Regions from separate parts of the Mus musculus genome. Here region 1 is linked to region 2. The links are chromatin contacts, found by POLR2A ChIA-PET in ENCODE. All regions are on one chromosome and are shown on one strand. The core of a region is the stretch at or near the end of the contact, and the rest is flanking DNA. Distances in the headings are between cores, read along the strand shown. Region 1 holds the start of Slc6a17 (solute carrier family 6 (neurotransmitter transporter), member 17). Region 2 holds the start of Rbm15 (RNA binding motif protein 15).

The links. ChIA-PET counts read pairs that join two places held with the same protein, here RNA polymerase II (POLR2A).
Region 1: POLR2A ChIA-PET joins it to region 2 with 10 read pairs in embryonic stem cell. The contact joins the promoter of Slc6a17 here to the promoter of Rbm15 in region 2. POLR2A ChIA-PET finds 5 or more read pairs at or near these places in 2 of 5 experiments (Patski and embryonic stem cell).

What each region holds. Positions count from the first base shown.
Region 1 is chr3:107,516,667-107,521,919 of GRCm38, reverse strand. Slc6a17 (solute carrier family 6 (neurotransmitter transporter), member 17) reads left to right here and starts at 3,902. Exons shown (of 12, transcript NM_001293689.1): 1 at 3,902-4,314.
Region 2 is chr3:107,331,873-107,337,231 of GRCm38, reverse strand. It overlaps Rbm15 (RNA binding motif protein 15), which reads left to right and starts at 3,943. Exons shown (of 2, transcript NM_001045807.1): 1 at 3,943-5,359. The coding sequence starts at 4,152.

The sequences.
Region 1 (5,253 bases), core at 2,653-5,152, 180 kb before region 2:
ATCATACATAAAAAGCAAGACTTTTTATTCAGGATGGTCAGAGGAGAGATGGCCATTGGGATCTGAAGTGCTCAAGAAGACTACAAATGGTTCAAGTCTATGTCCCATTTCCACCTCAACACATGTACTGTAGCTTCCTGCCACCTCATGAGCCTGCCCACCAGTGATGCCTTTCAAGCTTCATCTCTGATTCTTGCAGTTTTGACACTGCAGATTGCCTTTCCTTCTAGAAACTTCTGTAACACACACTGCCCTCCCAATTCTTGCCTTCCTGTCTCCTTTTCTGACCCTCCTTCTCCCTGCCTTAGAAGTCAGTCCTTTCACTAGTCAGTCCTCAAACTGAGACTCCCTCCAGACCATCTCCACTCTTCCTCTGCATGGTCTGAGCATTGTCCTCTGTGGTTAGGACTTCTGGATTTGAACCCAGCCTGCCCTCCTGGTGTTCTTACTCACATGTCTAACCACTCTTTTCCATTCTTTTAGTTAATGTTTGTAGAGAGCCCATTGTGTTTTGAGGATAGACATGATCTCTGCCTTTATGGAGCTTCCAGGTCAGCCAAGGAGACCATTCTCAAGAAACCAGTCACATCTTTAAACACCTAACCATTGTTGTAAGAAAGGCTACAAAGGGGTATCCACCTGAGGGGTTAGCATTACTCTCCTCCATGGTCAGAAAGATATGGGTGAATGGCCAGGAAACGAAGGAAGAGGAGGAGGGGCCAGCAGATGGGCCTGAAGTTTGAGCCAGGAAAGCGTAGGAAGAGTAGAGAGAAGGCTACTGGAGCAAGTGGGCTGCAGAAAAGCCAGAGAGGGAGGAGTGATGGATGAGAGTGGAGACGAGAAAGGGCTCCGAGGCACTGTGGGCTTGAGAAGGGTGCCGTTACATCTTCACTTCTAAAGACTCCTCTTGAAAGGAGAAAAGGGGTGAATCTGGGTCTGAGTCAGGAGACTATGAGTGTCCAGGTGAGTGGTGGTTATAGTTTAGACCAAGATCATGACAGAATTAAAGAGAAGTGGCCAGATGCTAGAGGCACTTAGTAGCTAAGACCTCCAGGATTTAATGTGGATATCACGAAGGGATAAGGAGGAGGTGGGTTGCAAGGTGACAGATGGGTTTCTGACATGGAGAGTTGGATATGGGGCAGTAGGCACAAAGTTGACTGTTTTTCAGGACGTGGGGGTGGGGGTGGTCTCTGAATAAGGACATCTGCCTGGAAATGTAAAGAATTGAGTGCGCCACACTCAGGAAACTCTAGAATGAATATACCAGCAACAGAGAAACAACGCAGAGTGACAAAAGGACCAAGTAGAATTCAGTCTATAAAGATTAGCAGGAGAATGGGGGAGGGGGGTGGCCAGAGGTCAGAGGGACATAAGGAGTGGGGACATAATGAAGGAGAGGGGTCCAAGAATGTACTAGAGAATGGTCAATAAAACAAGGACTGGAAAATGCCCTGTGGATTTAGTCAGTCAGAGGCCATTGATGGGATCCATCTTGACTTCAGGACAGAGGAGAGTTGGCTATGGAGTGAGGGGAAGAGGAGGAAATGGGGACAGAGAACTTGGAAGAAGAAAGTTGAGCCACTTTTAAAGGAGATATTTGAACATGCTTAAAAGCTGCCGAGAAAGACACAGTGGCAGGAGAGTCTAGCATGTTTAAGGTTGACTCAGGCTGTCAAGAAGCTGTGGGCCATGGGACCCAGGGGCTAAGAAGGGCTTGGATTCTGACAGCAGGGAAGGCTCCCCTGCTCTCCCAGGGATGGGAGGGAGGAAAGGAGTGTAGCTGCTCTGAGGACCAAGGCGGTTTCTGAAAGACCAGGGAGGCAATGGGTAGACACAGGATGGTTAAGAGAATAGAAACTTGAGGAGGCCTTAATTGAGGAGAGGAATTGATGGCTCATAAAGCCACATAGAGGCACTGGGAATCAAGAAGCCCACCCAAGGCTGGCGACCGAGAAGGTAGAGGGAGATGGTGACTTCACGCTCCCCCCTCCGCACCCCCCCCCACCGAGAACTTTGCATGAAGAAACCAGGTATTGAGCCTATTCAGGATTAAGGTTGTCAGCAAGTGGCTATGATGAGACAAGGGACTTCTATCTGATATATATACTTACCTTCTTCCCCAAATTTCTTCTTCCTAGGTGTTTTGTTTTTGTTTTTGTTTTTTTGTTTAGTTTAGTGACAATACAGTCACCCAATAATTGCCATTTATCAAGCACATGTGACATCAAATAATTTAAAATAATCATCTTATGTGATCATAACAGCAACTGTATAGGATTGCATTTTCTTACAGTATGCACCGTTAGGCTCATTAGGTTATAAATCCTACTCAGGGTATGTAAGTGATGACAATCTAGATTAAAAAAACTTAGGCTCACTGGGCTCAAAAGTTCTTTGCAATCATTACACAAACTCTAAAACTCCTTTCCTTAAAACCACCTTTATCTGAGGTTCTCCTTCCTCTCGCCCCCTCTCTGCATCTCAGTTGTCTCACTGGGTTTGTTCACCTCCTCCACACCTCTTACATTACTCACTTCTTCCTTCGGTGTACCTCCATCCTGCTGATTTCCTGGTTAAGTCCACCAGAACATATGTTCTGTGAGGGCAGGGATCATGATGGGTCTTCCCTGTAACATCCATAGGACTGCAACAGTGCTCAGCAAACAATAGACTTGCTAAATACTTGTTAACTAAAAGAACCATCTATTGGCAGAGATCATTCTCAATGGGTATCTTTCATGTCCAGATGTCTCACGGGCCAAGGAACTGATGTTTTTTTTTTGTTCCAGTAAGGACTGGAGGATCTTTGCACAGTAAACTGGTGGATCTTTGCATAGCGATCTGCTTCAGAGAACAGAGAAGGTGGAGGGAAGTGTTGTTTGCTGTTCATTATGATAAAAATTCTGTAGGGGCAAATCACCTGTGAGTTTTCTTAGAGTCCACTATAAAACATTTAGGCTTCCCTAAACTTGAAGCCCTCCCACAGGACTTGAGAAACTGATCCGAATCTGAATCATTTCACTTGCAATACATGTGCTTTGTTTCTGGCCCCTGGGCTTCTGTGTCTTCAGTCATCATCCATAAATCGGTGGCCAGCCAGCTAGTTAGACTGAAGTACAGACTATCCCAGTACTTGCTTCTGGTCTCCATCATGATCTCACTTCCTCCACCCCTTCCAAACAGGTACTTGTTTGGAAATACCAAAGGTCCTCTAGAGCAGAGACAATTATTTCAGACTCCCGAACAGCACTTCTAGCCAGACAGGCCCTGTCACTTTTTGTCATTCGCCAGCTGTTTCTGCTCAGGCAACCACTTGTATGCACATAGTCTACACTTTTGCATTCACCCTGAGCAAATAAATACATTCCCTCCACAATGGCTGCCTTTCCTCATTTTGTCTACGTATCCCTTGGGGCCAGCATCCTTCAACACCTGTTTGGTACCCAGTCACAATTTCCCTCTCTCTTACTGCCCTCACTAGACTCATCTGTCAGGTTTTTGAGTTGTGTAGAGGTTGGCCTTGTGGGGTGATAGGATGGAAGAATGCCAGGGGGAAGGGGCAGCCAAAGGTGGGAATCGAGGCACCATCCACGTAGAGATGGAAAGAATAACCACTGAGTGGGACTGGAATCCTGAGAGGGTCAAAAGAAGGTGAGTCTGTAATGACAGGTGAGGTCCTCGGCTCAGGAGGCCTTTGGCCATGGCAGTTTATTTTCCTGAGAGCAGATGCCTAAAGAGAGCCTTCGGATCTCAAGAGGCTTCTTTCGGCAACCCCTCTCCTGCTCCCTACCCACCACTCTGTTTGGGTCCGCCATCAGAGCCTCGCACGCAGCCGGGGAGCCTCGCATTGACGCGGGCCCGCGCGTGAGTCAAGCCTGCGTCACGGCGCCCCGCCGCCAGGGTGGCCTTTCGGAAAGCGAGGGAACAGCGCGCGCCGCGCTCCGCCCAGCTCCGTTCCGCTCCGCAGAGCCGACGCGGACCGGGCACGGGGACGACGGCACTCGGCCGGGGCCTTCGCAGCCACGCGCTCCCTCCGCGGCGGGATCTGAGCCCCGGGGCGGCTCCCTAGAGCCCCGAGCGAGCGGAGGGCGGGAGCAGGGTTGGGACTCACGGCGACGGAGGGAGCGACAAGCCAGCTGAGTCGCGTGCGCCGGCGCGCGCAGCTCCAGGTCCCCCAGCCCCAGCTGGGGCCTGTCGCTGCCTGACTCCCCTTGCCCTCGGGAAGGACGGTGCACCCACGACCCGTCCGGGACCACGGCCACTCGGCGGAAATCCAGGGGCCGAGTCCGCGCGACGGCCCACGCGGGACAGGTGAGTCGCTGTTTGCTCCCCGAATGGCATCCCTGGGACAGCCACGGCAACTTTGCTTGCGCGGCCCCGCCTCAGCCTGAAAGGCCTGAAAGCGTGCAAGGCGGCGCTTTCTCTGGGTCCACACGACCTGCGCTGGCTCAGGGGCTCCTCCTGCCGCTCCAGCCATCGTTGCCTGGCGACGGAGGCCCGGGGCGGCGACGTTCTGGCGCGTCAAGGGTGCACGGCAGCTCCTGCACAGGTTGGACTTGAGCTTCAGCTTCTGGAGCTCAGGATGCCCCAGAACTCCGGAGGTAACAGGACAGCTGAAGAGGCGAGCACTAATGAAGAGCCAGCGAGGCCAGCTCGGTGGGTCCCTCCGCCTGGAGCGCGCCTAGGGCGCAGCCCCACGGGGAGGCTCCGGCGCTGCTGGAGACCCCAGCCTCAGACACTCGGCCACGGGCCCGTGACCTTGACGGTAACATTGGCTAGAGAAGCAGAACGTTCGCGCCCGAGATTTAATTCCCAGCCCTGGGGCTGCTCCTCAGTGAATTTGGGGCTAGAGTGGAAGAGCCCTTCCTCCCAGGAGGGAAGCACATCTGGGGACCGAAAGGCAGAGACAGGTGATGTGCACTGGGGGCCACAGTCTAGAGGGGCCAGCTGTCTGGAGAGAGGCCTCCGCCACATTTAAACCTGTGCAGACAGGGCTCTGAAGGGATGTTCGCAGTACGTCAGGACTGCTCCCCTAGGGGCGCGGCCGCCTGAGAAGGAAGCCTGATGCTTCATCCTCTTTAAAAGCCCAAACAGCTCTATCTTGTGTTCAAGTTCAATTTTGAGGCTACTCGGACCCAGTAGCAGTCAAGTGGGTTTTATTCTTTGAAAACTTCCCTCCCTCCCTCTCTTCACCCTCCCTCCCTCCTCCTTTCTCTCCCTCTGTCCTTTTCTCTTCCTCCTTAGAAATAG
Region 2 (5,359 bases), core at 2,694-5,193:
ATAATGCAAACTAGATCCCAACATGATTGATTGCTCATAGATAAAATACGTACTTTTCTTGGTATCTGAGAAAACAAACCTTGCTCCCAAGAGACCACTCATTTTACTTCAGGAGATGAGACAGAAAATTTTAATCTACTACTATGGAAGGGGAAAATGTTCAGTCTCGAGTTTTAGGCTTGTTTTCATATACCAGGAAATTAAACAGATCTCAATGTCTACAATAAATTCATATTGCAACTATAATTGTGAGGATATATATACACAATAAAACCCAGGAAGAATAAAGAGGGAAAGAACATTGAAATTATACTGATATTTTTAAAGTTGTGCATATACTTTTGCTTTTTCTTTCATAAACACTATGATTCTCCTCACTGAGGACAGTTGCCCTCCTGGATCTGACCACTGATCACTTGGAGACAAGAGGAAAGCTTGGATTGCTTTTCAACAATTTTATTGACAACACCCAAAGAAGAGTTTCAGGTCTTTGCCCTTTAAACCATGGGTCATTTTTATCCTTTCTCAGCCCTCTTCAAGGAACATGTGTAAATACAAGTTGCTAAAACCTCACTTACACAGCTTAGTGCTTCAAAGAACACAAAGGAAATGACATCAAAATAAATCAATCACAGCAAGTCTTCTCAATGCTTGCTTTCTATTTCAATGAGCATTTGTTTGAAGTCAAATACAAGCAGAATATATAAATGACTATACTTTTAATGCTTAGGACCTCATTTTGTTGTCATGGACAAACATATGTAACAAACTTATTTTTGACCCTTGTTGTCAAAAGGTGATGGCCTTTACTGTTAGCATTAAACTTATCAGTCTTCTTGGCTCCAGGAAGCACACCAGTTCCCTTGGAAGCCTTCCTCACACTGTCTGAAGTGGCAAAAGCAGCTTCTCTGAAGCTCCCCGATGCTCTCAAAGGACAAGCCACTAAGCTGTTTGTCCTTTTTCCATCTCCTTCAGTTCTTTTTTTTCTCAGTTCTAGTTTCTAGTTCTCAGTTTGCTTCCCTCAAGCTCCTGCCATTAGGTCTGAGAAACTACACTGACTGGTCCTTATCTTGCCTCTGCATCAGTGAATCACCTGCGTTAATCAATTTAGGCTGAAAACAGTCACTCCAAGTTTTTCTGGATTGACTATTCCACTGAGTAATCAGGTTAAGGTTTAACTTCAATTCCTGTTTTTTTAGTATTCATATAATCTTAAAATAGATGAACACACCTCTGAAAAGTTCTTTATGCTTTTTTAGAGATTGTGTGTACAACTACTTTATCTCCCAATATCCAAGTTTTTATTTTTCAGTATCATTTTCCACTAAAGAGAACAGGAATGTTCTTGTAGGAATGATAGATTCCACATCTGAGGCAAAAATGTATCAGGCATGCCTGGAACAGAATAATGGAGCAGGGGAGAATGTGAATAGGATTATAGACTTAAAGAAAAATAAGACGGACATGATCTTATAATTGCTGAGACTCTGTGTTCAGGACATGAGGTGGTCTTCAGGAAATACCCTACTATTGTACATTTTTAAACTAAAATCCTACAAGGAAAATTTCTCTTGCTAATCCCTGCCCCTAAGAGCAATCTCTGTAACAATTTCAATAAAAGTGTAAGCATATATATGTAATCCACGATTTTTAAAACCACAACTGGTAGTTTATTATACACATTTTTTCTCTGACTGATGGCATTTTATGTTAACATTATTTAAACATCTTTTAAACATTATTTTTGCAGGCCTGGAGAGATGGCTCAGGCGTTGAAGAGTACTTGCTGCTCTTACAGAGGACTACAGTTTGTTTCCCAGGGGCCCAGATTGGTGACTCACAACCCTGTAACTCCAGCTTCAGGGGCTCTATCACCCTCTCTGGCTTCTCTGGATATTAGAACACTACCATACATACAGACATTCACATAAATATTTTTATGACAAAGTCTCGTTATACAGTCTTGGCTGGCCTAGTATTCACTATATAGACAACTCTGGTCTTGAATTTACAGAGATCTGCCTGCTTCTGACTTTCAAGTGGTAGGATTAAAGGGGTACACCATCATGCACTGCTAAATAAATCTTTAAAAGAATTTTTTTTCCCAGTACTAGGAATTGAACCTAGAGCTTCACATAGGTGTCCAAGGGTCCTGAGCTATGTCTCCAGACTTTTGTGTAGGGGTGGTTTTAAGACAGAATCTCACCAAGTTACCAAGTTACTCTAGCTAATGAAGAAAGCAATTGTGATCCTATCCGCAAGAGCAGCTGGGATACAGGTGTTCCAAAAGCCACATAACAGCTACTTTTAATATACAAATATGTCTATGCTTTATAGTATTTTGCGGTTTATAACTTACATATTGAGCTTCTTTCAAATCTTTTTGCTGTGACCAAGAGAGTTTGGCCCAACTGTTCACCAATTTCAGGGTTATATACCAACAAAACAAAACGGTTGAAATAGGGCTAATCAGGTTGCTGTATCTAATCTTCAAGTAGCTTATAAATTTAGAATTCAAGTTTTGGGGAAGGGCATTCTTATCACCTTGTAAAATGTCCTGTTTTAAAACACATTCTCTACTCAGTCTTAGAAGATGTAAATACCAAAATCTTTCTCATCTCTCCTAGGTACATTTTTGGGAAGACTGCAAAAAGCCTATTTCCTCTCACCAGGAGGTAAACGCTAGTGGGATAGACTACGCATCTAATCTCATGATCACCAGTATTACATAAGCTTAAGAGATTCAGGTGCATGGGGTCGCAGAGGTGGGAGACGGGAGGCGTTTAGACGGGAATCACGGTTAAAGGAGTCAAAGGAAGTGGATATAGGAGGGAGCAAGGTGGCCATGTTACTGGGTCCTACTATGGATTAATCGGAGTGCTGGAGTCCTAGAAACGAGATAAATGTAGTGTCCGCACAGTGAGAAGTGTGACACATTAAAGCAAAGCACAGCTATATTATGTCTCACACATCTTTTATAAATGCAAACCTTACAGGGATTCACAACATAAAGCAGGAAGCAAAAATCTGCAAGTGGTCCTGCAGGTCGGACCAGTAAGTGGGCTTGCAGGACACTGCGGGCCCTAAGGCGGCCACTGAGACTGGCCAGGGCTCCGCGGCGCTGTTCCCTGTGTCCGCGGGCGGGCAGTGACTCGGTACCGCCCAGGGCGTCAGCGTGACCCGAGGCTCTGTGAACCCTGAACTCACCGCCCCAGCGGGCCGCACAGACCGGGGCAGGCGTTTTCTCGCGCACGGGGGTGGGGCTTTTTCAGGCAGCTAACTAAGATGGTGTCGGCTGGACTGTCCGGGACAGCTGCCTAGGCGGATCGAGTGAGGGCCAGCAGCCGGAAGGACCACCGAGCCCATTGTCCCGCCCAGACAGGACAGTGAGGAGCCCGCAAGTTCCAGACTCGAAGGACCGAAGCACAGGCAAGTACGCCGTAAGGACCTAACAAATGTTTAAGAGAACGCCGAAAGCGCGGGGAGGCGGGCCTGACTCACTGTCACCATCTCGCGACAGCAAAGTGACGTCGCACAGCAAGCGCGTGGTCTTAGTCTTTCACCTTCAGACGCCTCAGTTTATGGGCCTACTCCTTTAAGTGAGTGATGGACAGCGCTTTTATCCAATCATGTTCCTCGTCAACATCCAATCAGATTTAAACTTTCTTCAGCCGCCGGAGAAGTTGGAAGACTGGGGTCGAAAGAGAGCGAGCGAGTGAGCGAGTGAGCGAGCGAGCTCTTTGTCTCTCGCGAGATCGGAGAGAGCCAAATTCTCAGGAAAAAACGCCTGAACTGATGTCCAGACTTCCCGATAGTGATTTAAAAGACGTGGCCACAAACCAATGAAAGGGAAGAGAAGGTGGGATCGCTGCGTTCGCCGTGCTAGAAGTACCGTTACAGGGCAGAGTTTTTGTCCAATCAACGCTTCTAGGCTTTGGGTCAGGTGACCATGAAGTGCGAGGGGCGGAGCTACAGCCTGGCGCGAGGAACCGTTAAGATAGACAACGAATATAACCAATGAGGTACTGGGATTAGGGCGTTGGGAACCCAATAACAGCGTCGGGGCGGGCGCCTTCCCGGAGCGCGGGGAGATGTAAAGACGGACAAATAGTTTTTCCAATGAGAAGGCTGAAGAGTGAATTAATTGACCAATGAGGTCTGCGGGGCGGGAGCCTTTGCCGCGGCGGAGTCCAAGATGGCGGCGTGCGAGTCCGCTGTGTGAAACGAGCGCGGGGTGGCGGGTTAGTCAGCTCCGCAGAGACGACCTCCGGCGACCCTCAACAATGAAAGGAAAGGAGCGCTCGCCGGTCAAGCCCAAGCGCTCCCGTGGCGGTGAGGACTCCAGTTCTCGTGGGGAGCGGAGCAAGAAGTTAGGGGGCTCCGGCGGCAGCAATGGGAGCAGCAGCGGGAAGACGGACAGCGGCGGGTCGCGGCGGAGCCTTCATCTGGACAAGTCCAGCAGCCGGGGCGGCAGCCGCGAGTACGAGACCGGCGGGGGCAGCTCCAGTAGCCGCTTGCACAGTTACAGCTCCCCGAGCACCAAAAATTCCTCAGGCGGGGGCGAGTCGCGCAGCAGCTCCCGGGGTGGAGGCGGGGAGTCACGTTCCTCCGGGGCCGCCTCCTCCGCGCCCGGCGGCGGGGACGGCGTGGAGTACAAGACCCTGAAGATCAGCGAGCTGGGGTCCCAGCTGAGCGACGAGGCGGTGGAGGACGGGCTGTTTCACGAGTTCAAACGCTTCGGTGATGTAAGTGTCAAAATCAGTCACCTCTCAGGTTCTGGCAGCGGGGATGAGCGGGTAGCCTTTGTGAACTTCCGGAGGCCAGAGGACGCGAGGGCGGCCAAGCATGCCAGAGGCCGCCTGGTGCTCTATGACCGGCCTCTGAAGATAGAAGCCGTGTACGTGAGCCGGCGCCGCAGCCGCTCCCCGTTAGACAAAGATGCTTACGCCCCGTCATCCAGCGTGGTCGGGACCTCAGTCGGTAGCCACCGGCACGCCCCTGGAGGAGGGGGAGGTCAGAGGTCGCTTTCCCCTGGAGGTGCTGCTCTGGGATACAGAGACTACCGGTTGCAGCAGTTGGCCCTGGGCCGCCTGCCTCCTCCACCCCCGCCACCATTGCCCCGAGAGCTGGAAAGAGAACGAGACTATCCGTTCTATGACCGGGTGCGCCCGGCCTACAGCCTGGAGCCGAGGGTGGGAGCTGGAGCAGGTGCGGCTCCTTTCCGAGAAGTGGATGAGATATCACCTGAGGACGATCAGCGTGCCAACCGGACACTTTTCTTGGGCAACTTAGATATCACTGTGACGGAAAATGATCTCAGAAGGGCTTTTGATCGTTTTGGAGTCATCACAGAAGTGGA